Regions from separate parts of the Homo sapiens genome. Here region 2 is linked to region 1. A link is a loop called in an ENCODE intact Hi-C map of the cell type or tissue named here. Cell type or tissue: B cell. All regions are shown on one strand.

What was found. Hi-C counts contacts between places; a loop is a spot of excess contacts. Peaks named below come from ENCODE experiments on the same cell type or tissue, not always from the same donor. Only the 100,000 strongest peaks of a DNase experiment are listed, where the experiment ranks them.
Region 2: a loop joins it to region 1, with 2.9 times the contacts of the local background. A loop is called at or near these places in 1 of 110 quality-filtered maps.

Annotation. Positions count from the first base shown.
Region 1 is chr1:185,601,887-185,604,386 of GRCh38, forward strand. All of the region lies in intron 2 of LINC01350 (long intergenic non-protein coding RNA 1350), which reads right to left. The region is part of intron 1 of LOC107985239 (a long non-coding RNA gene); the gene reads left to right. Among named protein-coding and RNA genes, the nearest start is that of LINC01350, 25 kb to the right of the region's middle. In B cell, no CTCF peak of the experiment used is centred here; a DNase peak (open chromatin) is centred at 1,485; H3K4me3 peaks cover 1,146 bases; H3K27ac peaks cover 347 bases.
Region 2 is chr1:185,337,865-185,340,364 of GRCh38, forward strand. The region is part of intron 1 of CBSLR (CBS mRNA stabilizing lncRNA); the gene reads left to right. Among named protein-coding and RNA genes, the nearest start is that of CBSLR, 22 kb to the left of the region's middle. In B cell, no CTCF peak of the experiment used is centred here; DNase peaks (open chromatin) are centred at 1,067 and 1,517; H3K4me3 peaks cover 1,171 bases; H3K27ac peaks cover 1,453 bases.

The sequences.
Region 1 (2,500 bases):
CTAATAAATCTCTCCACTCATAAATCTATCTATGTATCTATGTATCTATCTATGTATCTATCTATCTATCTATCTATCTATCTATCTATCTATCTATCCATCCTATTGATCCTGTCTCTCTGGAGATCCCTGACTAATGTAGTCCTCGGCCTCACACCACTTCAGTTGGGAGTGGTTCTTGAAGTAATCTAGGCTTTAAAATTTTCTCTGTCCTAGGGAGATATGACAATGCTTTTACTGGGATTCTCTTATAATTTAATTTAAATTCACTCACCTCAAAGCTTTCTCCAGGACTGCCATTTATTTCCTATGATCTCTGCCTCAAATAGCCATAAGCCTGGTAACCAACTAAAAAAAGCCAGCTGTGGATGCCCCAGAGTTGCTTGAGCCAGTTTCTTCAGATTCTCTCTCCTTGTTCCCAGCATGCTCTGACTGACTGGCCTCAAGTGCTGTCTTTATAGCTGTAACATCAACTTCAGGGCTGCCACTGGCCCTTTGAATTGAATGTTCATAATTACTTTTCGTGGCTTCTTACTCTTGGCTTACCCTAAGTGATATTTACCTTGTTTTTACTTTTTACCATTCACATTATGAGTTGGCTTGAGCAAAGCTTCTCCCTCAATGTCCTGGTTATGGAAGAGACACAACAGCCATTCTGGGAAGCTGGGGATAGTAGCTGAAAGTATGGGGAATGTTTGCTATTTTGTCACAGTCTCACTTTTTCCTTTGAGAGAAGAAGACACAGCTTTCATCAGAAGGGGGGCAGTGAAATATTTTAGATAGGGGAGTGAGCTGATAAAATCTGGGTCTAAAAATATGACTTTGGGGGCCATGTGAAGGATGGAATTGAGGAGGAGGTATTTAAGAGAGTAATAACAATTAGGTGGTCTGGATGCAAGATGATAAAAGCCTAAGTTAAGGCACTTAGCAGTGATGACAGAGAGAATAGGAGAAATTTAAAGGGCCATTTAGAAGGTGTCAGTGAAAGGACATAGAGATTAGATGTATTGTGAAAGGAAAGGCAAAGGATCTAGAATGACCCCCAGTTTATGGTATGAGAAACCACTGTGAGCTGGTCCATTCCCTAAAATAGCAAGAGAGATAAACTAGAGTAAAATTTAGGAGGAGACAGTAGATTCAGCTTGTGATTGCCCAGTTCTAGAGCCTCTGGTCAGGCACGGTGGCTCACATCTGTAATCCCAGAACTTCTGGGAGGCTGAGGCGGTGGATCACTTGAGCTCAGGAGTTCAAAACCAGCCTGGGCAACATGGTAAAACCCCATCTTTACAAAAATGCAAAAATTAGCCAGGTGTGGTGGTGCGTGCCGTAGTCCCAGCTACTCTGTAGGCTAAGGTGGGAGGATCGCTTGAGCCCAAAAGGCTGCATTGCAGTGAGCGGAGATGGCATTACTGCACTGTAGCCTGAGCAGCAGAGTGAGACCTTGTCTCAAAAAAAAAAAAAAGAAAAAAAAGAGCCTCTGAGCCATCTGGGTGGATATGCCTGGTAGGCACTTGAAAATACAAATCAGCAGGGAAATGAAAGTAGAAATCACCAGCAGATGGGTAGTAGTTGAAGCCAGGGAAATGAACAAGATCACTGAGGGAGAACAGAGAGGCTGAGAAGAGATGAGTTCTTGCACAAGGATAGAATCACAGAAAACATCAAATCATGAGGCAGAAGAAGAGACTCAGGGGTGGGGAGGAAGAAAGGAAAATGGTAAGAGAGGATGGAAATGCTATGAAGGGAAACAAGAGAACTGTTAGGATCTATTTTCCTTTTAGGAAAATAATTTAAGCAGCTGTGGCAGACATAATGTTGTGTTTAATAGTCTGTTTTTGTTTTTTCTTCTCTCCTGGACACCAGGAGGACATTTTCCAGTCTTCCACTGCATCTAGATGGGGCCATGGGACTAAGCACTGGGCAACAGAAAGGAGGTAGAGGTGGAAGTAATGTTGTCTACTTCCAAGCAAGCCCCTACAGCATTGTGGGTGATGTGTGTACATGTTCTCTCCTTCCCACCATGTGACTGTATGGAGCCATACGGAGTCTCACTCTTGTCACCCAGGATGGAGTACAGTGGCGTGATCTCAGCTCACTTCAACCTCCATCTCCTGGGTTCAAGCAATTCTCCTGCCTCAGCCTCCCGAGTAGCTAGGACTACAGGCGCCTGCCACCACTCCTAGAGACAGGGTTTCACCATATTGGCCAGGCTGTTCTCGAACTCCTAACCTCATGATCTGCCCGCCTCGGCCTCCCAAAGTGCTGGGATTACAGGCGTGAGCCACCGCGCCCGGCCAGGAGAACTTTCTGACTGGTAATATCCACATCAGACTTTACTTGAGGGAGAAGTAGGCCTGTATTGTGTTAATCTACTGAGATGTTAAGATTATTTATTATAGAAATTAACACATTTTGATTGATATAACATTGAAAAAATATTTTTAAATGGGGATTTTAAGTTGTTCTTTTGGCATTGTGGACACACTTTAAAAATGCAGCC
Region 2 (2,500 bases), 260 kb before region 1:
AAACATTTCCTTTTAAAAGTAGCTGGCCAAGAATCCAGAAAACCTTTTCATTTTAGAGAATCTTCCTCTCTCTTGCTTTTCTGTTCTCTTACCTGATGTCAGTCATTTTGTTTTTCCTGGGCAGTCAGAAATCAGTTTTTACTTTGGAACTAAGACACTCATTTTTGGCTTTAAAAATTGTTAATTATATTGTTCGGTTTTGGGTACTATCTTTGGGTAAGTTGACAATTTCTAGGTTTTTTGTTAATTAAAAATTTTTAGTTTTACTACCTCTGTATCTACTTGCGTAAAAAAGGATAGTATCTAATTATATTTTAACTTACCACTTTTTAAAACTTTTAACTGTTTATATGTGTAAGGATTTAAGTAGAAGTTTTTCGTACTGATTGAAGATTTAAACTGGCTTGTTTGGAAAATCAGCTGTTACCTCTTTCTCCTGATTTCTCAGAAGGTCAAATAAATACTTAGTTTGAGTTTGGTAGAAGTGAACTTTAGTATGAGTGATCCCATTCTGATTTTTTATCTGGTCTGTTGAGGCCTGGTGCAGAAACTTAGTCCAAAACAATGGCCTCTTGTGATTTTTATTTAACAGTATTATCTTCGTGCTTTAAATACCTTTTCCTTAAAATCACAGAGTTTCAGATTTGTCTCAGGTCAGAAATTGTTCATAGAGCAAATTATCTGCATCAAATTACACTGGCTGTTTCTGTCAGGAAAAAGTTGACTTTATTTATTTATTTTTACTGAAAATAAATGTGATTACATGCATGTCTGTGCAACCTCACTTCTGAATGTAAGAGACACAATGTTGGGGAGGGTGGGAGAGAAAATCAGGGTAAAGGCATGGAGCCTTGCTTTGGCTTTCTTCACCTTGCCCTACCTCTCCCGAAATCTCCATTCCCTGGTCCCTCTGCTTGGTGGCCCAGAGGTGTTTACCCCTGGAGCAAGCACACAGGAAGCTTAGGTCCCAGTGGGGCTTTGCCTTCCCTTTCTTTTACAAAATGGTTGCAGGGCCTTTGGTTGCGAGAGAGGATGTGGGAAAGGGAACCACAGGCCGCTGCAGACTTCTCTTCTGTAGAGCAGTGTTATGAGAGGACACGTGGGAGCTGGGGATTTGAACATTGCTTCTGTTTAAGCTATCCATGCCTGTGAACCCTTGGAAGGTCTTTATATCCCCAGAGTTATGAGTACCCCAGTTTGAAGACCACTTCTTTAGACCCCTCCACTTACTCCAGTTGAGTCTGGGATGTGCCCACGCAGATCTGATTGCAGCTCTTAGATTAGGCCTTCATGTTTGTTGAATATTTACAATGTACCAAGTGGCTTACCTTTATAAGTTTGTCTTCCTGAAGACCTTGTTACAGATAACTCAGGTAGCAGAAGACTCAGGAGCCAGACTGGGATACTCCTAATCCCTAAATTAACTTTTGTTCCTGCCACAAAAACTTTCTTAGTTGCATAAGACATGGTCAGCTGAGCTCGTGGATTGAAAGGAGGATCTGAAAGGAAACCTCAGCGTTTGTAGACCATTTCCTGCTTGTGGTTTCCAACTTAATGAGAGAAACAGTGCCTTTTTACAGCCATATCTGTAATAGTGCCTTTTTAGGGCTGTATCTGTGCTACTGAGTCTCCCCTTGACGAAAACTTAGTCAGGCTTCTGTGACCTTGGGCAAGTCCCCCAAGTGTCCAATTTTAGCAAGAATCCTGCTGAATCAGTTTAGCCAGAATCTCCCACCTTAATATCTGATCATCCTCAAAATCTGATCAACATTCTCATCCTCCACCATCCACTACGTAACATCAGATCACCCTGACCTGCCTTCAGCAAGAATCCCATTATGTTTGTTTAACTAGAGAATCCCCTTACCCTTGATGCTTTCTCTTGGCAATTTTCCATCCACCTACTCCTGCACTGTGCTCCCTGTCTATAAATTCCCCCTTTTTCTTGTTGTACTTGGAGTTGAACCTGATCTCGTTCCCCTGATAACAAAAACCTCATTGTAATAGCGCCCGCCATCCTGCCCCGCTTGAATAGTCTTCCTTACCATCTTTAATAAGTGTCATGAATTTTTTTTTCTTTAACACTCTTGTAGGGCTTTAGATAACCTTGGAGGCAATTTCATTTACTTAGATCTGCATATTATTTTGATGTGGTAATTTATAAAACACAGACTTGGTATCTTTGTGTTGCTGTAAAGCAATACCTAAGGCAGGGTAACGTATAAAGAGGTTTATGTGGCTCACGGTGCTGCAGACAATACAAGAAGCATGGCGGCAACATTTGCTTCTGATTAGGGCCTCAAGAAACTTCCACTCATGGTGCAAGGTGAAGGGGAGCCACCATGTAGAGATAACATGGTGAGGAGGAAGCAAGAAAGAGGGAGAAGGTGTCGGGTCCTTTTCTAACAATTAGCTCTCAGGGGAACTCTTGCTGGAATTCTTGTAGTAACTGATAGAATAACTCACTACTGTGAGGATGACACCAAGCCATTTGTGAGGG